Linked DNA regions of Mus musculus: region 1 is linked to region 2. The links are chromatin contacts, found by Hi-C or POLR2A ChIA-PET in ENCODE. All regions are on one chromosome and are shown on one strand. The core of a region is the stretch at or near the end of the contact, and the rest is flanking DNA. Distances in the headings are between cores, read along the strand shown. Region 1 holds the start of Rbmxl1 (RNA binding motif protein, X-linked like-1). Region 2 holds the start of Pou4f2 (POU domain, class 4, transcription factor 2).

Region 1 (5,468 bases), core at 1,242-3,741, 72 kb before region 2:
AGACCAGGCTGGCCTTGAACTCAGAGATCTGCCTCCTGGTGCTGAGATTAAAGCTGTGCACCACCCCCACGAAGAAAAAAAAAGCCTATAATACTACCATAAGGATTGTTGGAAAATGAAACAGTATTTCTAAGACACAATAGTGTAAAAAAGTTCAATAAGCAGAATCCAAGGGAACAACTGAGCTCACAGAGTCCATCTTGTATCTGCCAGAACAAGAAACTCTAGGGAACTGATTCACCATCAGCAACCTTCCTGTCCACTCAGCACTGGGGAAGGCAAGGGAAAAGGCATTTGGCAAACCCAGACATGCGGGGCTATAGGCCACACACGTCAGCAGGAACTCCATCTCAATGCTGAGCAGAGATCTAGCCTCACTGTAACCAGTACAGTGGAGCATCGTAAGTAGCCTCAAAGACAGGAGCATGTCACTTCTCCCAGCTCCAGGAACAAGAGATTCCCCCTTCATTTGACTGAACTCAAAATCCCAACTTAACAGTTTCCCAAAGGCTCACAGAAAGGTTGTTTCTAAAACTAACTGGTAACTATACATACTCTATGTTGCATTTAAATTTTAAAATATGTTAAATTTAAAGGGGAAAAAATTAAATATAGAAAGCTTTCCTATCGAAATCACTGTTTAAATAATTCAATCCAAACGATTCCAGAAGTTACTCTAAATGGAGAAATTAGGGCTGGGGAAAGAAAAAACACTATTCAGAGAGATCATCCATTCACTTCTGTAAGGTTTTAATAACAAGGTAAAATTTCAAATATCTACATGGGCACCTCCTACTTGGGAAAGACTGTGTGTTCTTCTGTCCTTATTTGGGTCCATTGCATGGTTGATATATTCGATCTGCCAATAAACCTGGAACCTAACTCATGAGGTCAAAAACATATGAACTGAAGAAACTCAATTAATATCTATGAAAAGCAGAACAAGGTTGTCTGAAGGTGGGGGAGAGGGTATAAAACGCCAGTGACACGTCCCATGTTCCCACCAGTGTCCACAGGTCACATTACAAAGCTCCTACTATTCAGAGATTGGAGCGGAGGTTTTAACCCATCCACACTTCCCTGCCAAAACATACAGTGTGCATAGTCTAACACAGTCTGCAACTGTTGGACGGCTGCTGTAGTAACGGCAGCCCAGCAGCACACGGAAGTAGTGTCCCGTAAGGAAAGAGTGCAACGTGTCAGTACAATTGGGAGTTTTAGTCAGCAACTAAGGCACACTAAAAATTGAAGTTTGGAGCAAGGGTATCCTTTTTTCCTTTTTCTCCTATCCGCCGCTCCCGCCAATAATCTCCCCCAAACCCCTTTCTCTCCAACAGACTTTTTTTTGGGGGGGGGGGGCGGCAAAAGGGAGGAGTCGGAAATAGACTGGATAATGAGGTCTATTCCAGGATAGATAAAGAACTCCTGGCAACCTATAGTCCCTTGGGATGGGATGCTACTAAGAACGAGAGGAGTAACTTTCAGTTTCTGTACCCTCACTCCGGCACTGAGCAGAAGTCATTGATTGCCCGCAGAAAAGGCAACCTGCACTCCCACTCCCCTGCCCCATTCCTAATTCCCTCCTGGGCTAGCAAGTGAGAAGAACCTGCTAAAAGCCCCCCTCTCTCCCGCTGCGAGACAGAGGGCTGTGCCGCAGCCAGGGCGGCCGCTCCTCCCGGGGACTCGCCGACGAGTTCAGAAGTGGGAGCCGGCGCGCTGCAGCCGGCGGAGGTGCGGCACTTACCCCCGTTCACTCCGACCGACGGCTCGAGCTTAGCGGCGCCGATCGCCACCACTATCCCGACCATGAACCATTCTTTCCTCGCCCTCTCCAGCAGCCTCATATTTGTTAGGGCGGGTGGGTTTTGTTTATTTGTTTGGCTGGCTTGCTTTCCAAACTGCGATCCCTAAATCCCCGGGGCGTCTCCACACTTTCCTCGATCCCTCCAGACATGCAGCAGAGCAAGTCAAATTGCCACTCGTAAACTAAAGACCGAGGGGTGGCTCGGGCGGCTCCGAGGCGGGCTGGGAGTAGTAGTACCCAGTGACAGGAAAGCCTCGCTGAGCGCCGCCATCACTACCACGCACCTCAGAATAGACGCGCCCACCCGCCGAGGACCAGGGCGCAGGGGACGTAAAACGGAGGCACACCAGGAGCACGCAAGTGAGACGAGTCACGGGCTGCACTAACAGGACCCGCCGCCGTGCATACACGGCCAAGCTTGGGGAGGCCCGCAGTGGGAGAGAGGGATGAGGCGCCCCAGACGCCCAGCCTCATCATGGGTGTCGCTGCAGTAAAGCTATATTGACGGCGGCCCGAGCCCCGAGACATGCCTTGCAGAGAGCGTCTCTCACTCTGCCCTGAGCCCGAGAGACCCGCGGCGTGCGCTGGGCCGGTACCGGGCTGCGCCGTGGCGGCGGCTGCGCGCGCCAATGCCTGCTATGTCTATGCGCGTATACTCGAGACATTACGGCGACGACCGACGTCGCGTTGACGTTGCGCGGGGGGAGGGGAAGCCATTCGCGGCCTCTGGTTCTCGGCGGGAGCGGCGGCGGCAGACGCGTGTGGCGACCGGCGCGGGAAAGCGGCTTCCTAGTTAGGGAAGCGTTAGCCCCGTGGGTAGGTTGAAAATCGGTGGCCGAGCAGACGTCCGGGACGGCAGGCCCCCCGCCTTCCCGCAGCGGCGGCGGCGGGAAGGCGGGGAAGGCGGGCTGGGCCTTCCCGCCAGGTCGGTGGCCTGCCCGGGCCTTTCTGCCCGACCGCCTCCGCGGCCAAAACCCGCCTCGGGAGTGGGGAGGACGGCCGGGATGGGGCAAATCTTCCCTGGGGGGCGGTGAGAGAGCGACCCAGGCTCCTCCCCACCCGTGTGCCGCGCGTGGGCGGGCGATTCCGGAGGCCGCGTGGTGCGGGCCTTTGCCTGACCCCGAACCACTAAAGCAACAGGACAACTGAGAGGGGGCCAGGAACTCAGAACAAAAGCAGTGAGGGCCAGATCCAGGGTGGAGGGTCTGATGTCCGCCCCCTCCCCCAACCCTCGGTTTCTTGCATTGCATTTTGGCGAATCTATGACATAGTTTCACGAATGGTCTTCCGAGCATCAACCCTTCCTCTTTATGCACCCAAAGAAAGAAAGGAACAAAGTATTGTGGGACATTTTGAAGCAGCCTGGTATCAGCTACTTGAATAGTTTACTATGGAACGTAACGTTCGAAAGGGATTGTACCAGACTTTCATTCTGAATGCATTCAAAGCTTGAAAGAGACTCGGCGTGCAATTTGCTCTATTTAACTTTATCTTGCTGACATGACTCGCTATCCAAAAACTAAGCTGCTTTAAGCAGTTGTGCTATCAGTTCTCAGTTGCACAGCCCCCACTGCTCGGTAATTACGCATCAGGCAGCATGAAGAAAAGCTAATCTCAAGATAAAAAGAACTTAATAGGGAGACATTAAACAATTTACCAGGCAAAAGAAGTACATGAAATGTGATAAAGGCTTATTATAAGACAGTCACAAGGTAAGTGGAGTTCTAGGAAGTAAAATTTATAACATAATTTTCTTCAGTAATTTTGCTTGGTTCAAAAGGAAAAAAAAATCTGCCTCAGTCATCGAATACTCAAAAGGTCATCACAGATAGTGCTGCTTAAGTAAGGCTGCTCACAGAGTCTTTCTAGAGATTTTGACCTGTTTAGAACAAAATCTTAATTCATAGAATATTTTAACCGTAGTTTTGTGAATTGTATTGTCAAGGACTGTATTAGTTTGCTAGGGCTGCTATAACAAATAGTCCCCTCCCCGAGTTAGCTATACTCAGACAATAGACATGTTGTTTTACTGTTGCAGAATAAGGAAATCCAAAATGGAGATATTGGAGGGCCATGTGTTCTAAAGGCTCTTTCCAGCTTCTTGTGGCTGTTAATATTCCCTGGCTTCCTTGATTTAGGTTCTGATGCTCCAGTCTCGACCTGGTTAGGCATCACATCTCCCTCCATATGTTTCAAGTGGCTGCTCTCTGCATCCTTGAGCATTCATTACCTTTTTTCTGTGTGTATCTTTAAAAGATACTTGTCCTTGGATTTAAAGCCTAACCAGATAGTCCAGAATAATGGGTCATATTCATTTAGATTAAGTTTATGAGCCTATATCCTTTCTCCAACTTAACTGGAGTACCATCCCCTGTAAAAGACACGTTTTCCCATGACCTCAGAAGGTGACTTGTAGAAATCAGATGTTGATAGGTATGAAAAGCTGCAGTTCTTCTGAATGTCATACAAAGGTGTGCAGGTGGAGTGTAAGCACCACGTAGGGTGGAGAGAGGAACTAGATTGAGATATCTATAAGCCAAAGTAGTCTAAGAATTACTGACAACCACTGGAAGCTAGGAGGGAGTCATGGTACAGATTTTTGTTAAGGCTTCTGATAGAAACTTACCTTCATACTTCGTGACTTCCTGAACTGTAAGAAAATCAATGTTTTATAACACACCTCCCACCCCCAGCCCTTTCGCAATGCATTGTTACAGCAGCCTGAGGAAACTAATACAATAATATTCACAGGTGCTCGTGTGCAGTAGTCCTAGTGGCTTTTCTGTTCTGTTCTGAGACCCAGCAGCTGTCACCGGTGAGCTACTTGGAAGGCCGATTTGGCGAGCTTGTAGGAGGAGCTTGAGACCTTCACGTCCCCTCCGACTCTCAGCTGGAAGGCAAGATGGTTGAAGCAGATCGCCCAGGAAAGCTCTTCATTGGTGGGCTTAATACAGAAACAAATGAGAAAGCCCTTGAAGCAGTATTTGGCAAGTATGGACGAATAGTGGAAATACTTTTGATGAAAGACCGGGAAACCAACAAATCAAGAGGATTTGCTTTTGTTACCTTCGAAAGCCCAGCAGATGCTAAAGATGCAGCTAGAGATATGAATGGAAAGTCCTTGGATGGAAAAGCCATCAAGGTGGAGCAAGCTACCAAACCATCTTTTGAAAGTGGCAGGCGTGGACCACCTCCACCTCCAAGAAGCAGGGGCCCTCCCAGAGGTCTTCGAGGAGGAAGTGGAGGAACTAGGGGACCCCCTTCACGTGGAGGATACATGGATGATGGTGGTTATTCCATGAACTTTAACATGAGTTCTTCCAGGGGACCACTTCCAGTAAAGAGAGGACCACCACCACGAAGCGGGGGTCCCCCTCCTAAAAGATCAACACCTTCCGGACCAGTTCGAAGCAGCAGTGGAATGGGCGGAAGAACACCAGTGTCCCGTGGAAGAGATAGCTACGGGGGTCCACCACGAAGGGAACCCCTGCCATCTCGCAGAGATGTTTATTTGTCCCCAAGAGATGATGGATATTCTACAAAAGATAGCTATTCAAGCAGAGATTACCCAAGCTCCCGAGACACCAGAGATTATGCACCGCCACCAAGAGATTATACTTACCGTGATTACAGTCATTCCAGTTCCCGTGATGACTATCCATCA
Region 2 (5,530 bases), core at 828-3,327:
AAGCTTTTAACTTTGATTTATTTCATTTCGTGAAGCTTGAGACAGTGAGAACTGCACAATGTTATTTTTTTTTTATTTCCTTGAAAATTACCTTGGCTGTTGAGGTAGAAATTAAACACCTAAGCACTTACTTGAACAGTCTTGCACACAGCCACGTTCTTTCATGTCAACACCCCCCTCTCCGAGTCCTTGCCCAGGCTTCTTAGGGCTCTCAGTGGAGAACATGGCTCGTAGGAATCCCCTTTGGCTACTGTTTATTATTTTCCTTTACGCAGGGGAAGAGAAAGGCGGGCTCCAGACTGGCAAAGCAGCAGAGATTTAAGCACCACGGACAGATCCCATCGCGTTGTCAAAGCAGAGGCTTTGGGGTGGGGGGGGGGGGGGAGTATTCCGACGACAGCTTTCCTAACTTGAACCTGCCAGCCCCGGCCTGGATGAGGTCAGGGGAGGATCCACGGTTTCCTGTTCGCCGCTACCGCCGCAGGGCTTCCGGGTGCTGACTCCCAGAGGGCTCCCCTTTCCACGCTTGCCCTCCACTTTGTTTTTGTCCTAGCTCGCGCCAGTGCCTCTTAGGCCTTCTGCTTGCTCTCACACCTGCTGGCCCTCCCAAGCTCCCAGGGCCTGCACCTGTTCCGGATCACCCCTGTCCCGGACCAGCCACCCGCAGGTCCTCATCGGTATATGCACCTAGTGTCTTTCCGCGCTCTGGAAGGCGAGGGTAGCCCCAAGTGCCGCAGGACGGAGGGGAAGGATGGGAAGGAGAGGAAATAGGTTGTGTTTGGGGGGGTTGGGGCTGGGGAGTGGGCCACACTGTCTGCTTTTGAACTGGAACTCAGAATGTGTGTTCACTTCCAGGAAAGTGGTTTGCACTAGCACAAAAGTGGGAGCAAAGTGTAAGCAAAAAATAGTCTCTGCACACAGTGACTGTAGAAATGAAGATAAGTGGGACTTACGCCAGTCTGAGTGTGTGTGTTTGTGTGAGTGTGTGTGCACGCGCGTTTGAGTGAGTGAGTGAGTGTGTGTGTGTGTACGTGTACACGGTGTTAGTGGCATTCGGCAGCACATGCGCTCTGTATTTCTGGCCCTTCTCGTCCTGTCAGTTGCTCCTTTCCCTTTGATTGTAGCTAATGAAGAATAATACATCCCAGAGTCAGGGTTTGCCAGGAGATCCTCCCAAGTCCCAGCTCACCCTGTACTGGACATAGGGAGGAGGTGGAAAAAGAGAAGGGGGTGGGAGGAGAGGAATCTGTACATGTGTTAGAGGGTGATATGCTCATAAAGGGGGGAGTCGCATGCGCATAGAGGACACTAACGGGCTGTGTGGCTGTCCAATCCGCTGAGAGCTGAGGGAAATCGAGGGAGAGGAAGCCCTGCAGCCGGGCAGACCCACGTCTTTCTGCACTAGGCACCCGCCGGGCGGTGGGATGCAAAGCCCGGGGCTGACCTCAGCACGCATCAAGGCGGGAGCTCAGAGCAGAGCAGAGGACCCGGGTCGCCGCAGCGTCTAGATCCTCATCCAGGGGAATCAGGGTCACTGGAGCTGACGGGAGGGGAGGGCCCCTGAAACTTAGTGGTAAGCAGAGGGCAGGAGAGCAGGTGGCCAGGTAAGGTGCACCTCACAGTTCAGGGCTAGTCGCTTCCAAGATTGGCTTGGAACGCAACTTTTAGGGGGAGTTTTTTTTTTTTTTTTCCCGAGGGAGGCGGGAAGATCTGGAGACTGTCATTTAGGTGACTGGCACTGCCGGGTGGGGGTGGCCCGAAGCACCGACCTGGCTAGTTGGGTGGGGTTGAGCTGGGGCGCGATTAGAATCAGGAGTTGCAGGCGCGGCGTAGGAGTGGTAACAGCAGAGCGCCTGCCGGGGCAGGGAAGGCTGCGGGTCCCGTGGCAGAGAGAGAGGGGCGGGTGCAGGGAGAACTGAAAGGACCGGAGCCTGCGGGGAGCCAGGGCGGGGAGAAACCCACCCAGAGCAGTGCGTCCTGGCAGGAGAGGGCGGGGGAGGGAAGGAGGGGGAGGGCGGGCGGGGGTCAGGCGCGGGAAGAGGGGACTATAACTCCACCGCCTCGATGAGCTGGGGCACTTTGGGGTGCTGAGGTCTGAAGCCAGAGCCACCCGGAGCAGGGCAACCTCTCGGGCAGACCTAGCGGGAGACACAGGAGCGGAGCTAGCGGCCACACTGGGAGAACCGGGCCTGGAAGCAGTGGCGGCTGAGCACAACTTTGCAGTGTTGTTCCCTCTGCTGCTCCGGCCGGGTACTTCTCCGGAGGGTCGGGTAGCTGGGACCGGAGTGCGCCAGCGACGAGCGCGCCGCGCAAGGAAAGATGATGATGATGTCCCTGAACAGCAAGCAGGCGTTCAGCATGCCTCACGCAGGCAGCCTGCACGTGGAGCCCAAGTACTCGGCGCTACACAGTGCCTCCCCGGGCTCCTCTGCGCCCGCGGCGCCCTCGGCCAGTTCCCCTAGCAGCTCCAGCAACGCTGGCGGCGGCGGCGGTGGCGGCGGAGGCGGAGGCGGCGGCGGCCGGAGCAGCAGTTCCAGCAGCAGTGGCAGCGGCGGCAGCGGCGGCGGCGGGGGCTCGGAGGCGATGCGGAGAGCTTGTCTTCCAACCCCACCGGTGCGTATGTCTGCATAATCACCGCTTAAAGGCACATTTTGACAGCCTCCTTTATCTGCTTGATGTTTTTTTCATGTCTGCACAGCAAATCACCCCACACCTCCAACCAATCCCCCCTCTCTTAAGTATTCAACGGGTCTTGCCTTTCATATTAATTTTTATGACCTGGGATGCTGCCTGTGCGCGTGTTGTGTTGTGTTGTGTTGTGTTGTCTGTGGCTCACTTTTCCTCCCCCTGCACATTGGCTTCTCGCGCAGGCTTCCCCTCTCTTCTCGCTGCCGAGTTTCAGGATCACTGTCATTATTATTATTTTAACGTTCTGGGAATGCTGTAGGCACGGTGGCGGTGGCGAGCCCTGGGCCGGGGGCTTCCGGAGAGAGCGCTCACAATTCCCTGCTGAGCGTAATGTGTGCCTTCTACTTACAATTGCAGAGCAATATATTCGGCGGGCTGGATGAGAGTCTGCTGGCCCGTGCCGAGGCTCTGGCCGCCGTGGACATCGTCTCCCAGAGTAAGAGCCACCACCACCATCCGCCCCACCACAGCCCCTTCAAGCCGGACGCCACTTACCACACCATGAACACCATCCCGTGCACGTCGGCAGCCTCCTCTTCTTCTGTGCCCATCTCGCACCCGTCCGCTCTGGCTGGCACCCATCACCACCACCACCACCACCATCACCACCATCACCAGCCGCACCAGGCGCTGGAGGGCGAGCTGCTTGAGCACCTAAGCCCCGGGCTGGCCCTGGGAGCTATGGCGGGCCCCGACGGCACGGTGGTGTCCACTCCGGCTCACGCACCACACATGGCCACCATGAACCCCATGCACCAAGCAGCCCTGAGCATGGCCCACGCACATGGGCTGCCCTCGCACATGGGCTGCATGAGCGACGTGGATGCAGACCCGCGGGACCTGGAGGCGTTCGCCGAGCGTTTCAAGCAGCGACGCATCAAGCTGGGAGTGACCCAGGCAGATGTGGGCTCGGCGCTGGCCAACCTCAAGATCCCGGGCGTGGGCTCGCTCAGCCAGAGCACCATCTGCAGGTTTGAGTCTCTCACGCTGTCACACAACAACATGATCGCGCTCAAGCCCATCCTGCAGGCGTGGCTGGAGGAAGCTGAGAAATCCCACCGCGAGAAGCTCACTAAGCCGGAGCTCTTCAATGGCGCGGAGAAGAAGCGCAAGCGCACGTCCATCGCGGCGCCGGAGAAGCGCTCTCTGGAAGCCTACTTCGCCATCCAGCCAAGGCCCTCCTCGGAGAAGATCGCGGCCATCGCCGAAAAGCTGGATCTCAAGAAAAATGTGGTGCGCGTCTGGTTCTGCAACCAGAGGCAGAAACAGAAGAGAATGAAATACTCTGCCGGCATTTAGGGACCCTTCTCCAGGGATGGCCCTTTCCCTTCGCCCTCTTTTTTTCTAACCCCCTTCTTGTCTCTTCTGCCTCTTTCCTTTCTACTTTGGCTATCAGAAAACAATTCCGGTAAATGTGAACCCAGACCAAGCCAGGAGCAAAGAAGCAAGCAGCTGAGCCCAAATCAGAGAGATTGTGAACCGGTTTCGCAGTGAAGAAAAACCAAAACCACAAACAACACAACACGAAAAGGAATTTGTCAAGTTGTAGCAGAGCTGTCCCCTTTAACTGCACCTGGGCTGCTCGGCTTCATCAGAGAAAGCGAGGAGCTGACTGTCAACAGGAAGGTAGAGGGACAAGCTTTTGAAAACCCTGCAAGAATGAGCAAGTAAGATTTGTTTTTGTTCTTACAGACGTCACCTTGTTCATGTTTAAAAGTACACTTTGCAGCTATTTTTCAGAAATAGAAATTGATTCAGGACTGAAACTCGAAGCTAGAGTTGATGCTTAATGTGATATGATAGAGACATCTCTAAAGTATTTTGAATTAAAAAAAGATGGCAGATTTTCTGCATTTACACTGTATATTATATATATATTTTTACTGTGGTTCTTATCGCTTTCTTCCTTCTCTGAAGTGTTAACACTTATGGAAGGAGTTGCGCCTGCTGTGTTCACTGATCTTGACAGCTATTATTAGATTATTGCCGTACAACCCTCTGTAAATTATTAATTTATCTCTCTGGCAACTTAATTTTGTGCACATCCTAATTAATTAAACTTCTTTAGTCTGAAAAATAAAACCGGCGGATACGTATAGCTAGTGATGCTCAAAACATTTTTCTTTTTTTCTTTTTGGTCCTGGATTTTTACAGCTTCCCACTTAGACTGTGTTCGCTTTGGCCTAGTTGTATATTCTCACTTTGAATGAAGATTGTTTCTTCCCTTTGTTTTTGACTGGTAGTGATCTAATTTGTGAGCTGACACTTTATAATTGATGTCTTAACCGTGTAGACCAGATTCACTGTCCGAAGTCTTGTTTACTTCCTTACATATTTAATGGGGATTCCCATATTGTCCCCGCGGCACACGTGCTCTCTCACTCACCTTACATGCCTACACACAAACACACATACACATCTCTAACAGAAGAGAAGAAGCAGCTGGAGGTACCAACGATGAGCAGTGTATACTTTCCCAGCCTTAGGTGCAGTCTCCACTTGGTGCTTACTCTGCTGGATTCTAAGATTTCACCAAGGTATTTCCATCTCCCAGTTTTCGATTGCTTTGTTGCTACATTTTGACCTTTATAGGGGTCCTTCATTTTTTCCTTTTAGGAGGTTTGTTTGTAGGGGGAAAAATTTGGAACTATAAGAAAGACAGTGCACTGCTTGTAAATTCACAGTGTTTGGTAGAATCCTTTTGGAGCACACACACAAATAGGTACAAAGTGACTGGTACCTTATCTATTGTAAATATTTCATTCAAAATGATGCACATATGAATATATTCTTACAGAATTTGCTGTAATTGCTGATCCATTTGAGGCTCTCCAAAGTTCTG

The links. A loop is a pair of places that touch in the nucleus more often than their neighbours do. ChIA-PET counts read pairs that join two places held with the same protein, here RNA polymerase II (POLR2A).
Region 1: a loop to region 2 is called in a map of left cerebral cortex, with 2.4 times the contacts of the local background. The contact joins the promoter of Rbmxl1 here to the promoter of Pou4f2 in region 2. A Hi-C loop is called at or near these places in 1 of 37 maps with a recorded cell type or tissue (left cerebral cortex). POLR2A ChIA-PET finds 5 or more read pairs at or near these places in 1 of 5 experiments (embryonic stem cell).

The regions. Positions count from the first base shown.
Region 1 is chr8:78,505,951-78,511,418 of GRCm38, reverse strand. It overlaps Rbmxl1 (RNA binding motif protein, X-linked like-1), which reads left to right and starts at 2,491. Exons shown (of 2, transcript NM_001252089.1): 1 at 2,491-2,620; 2 at 4,602-5,468. The coding sequence starts at 4,707. Slc10a7 (solute carrier family 10 (sodium/bile acid cotransporter family), member 7) reads right to left here and starts at 2,091. Exons shown (of 12, transcript NM_029736.2): 1 at 1,745-2,091. The coding sequence starts at 1,844.
Region 2 is chr8:78,433,194-78,438,723 of GRCm38, reverse strand. It overlaps Pou4f2 (POU domain, class 4, transcription factor 2), which reads left to right and starts at 2,077. Exons shown (of 2, transcript NM_138944.3): 1 at 2,077-2,613; 2 at 3,046-5,530. The coding sequence starts at 2,320. The coding sequence ends at 3,987.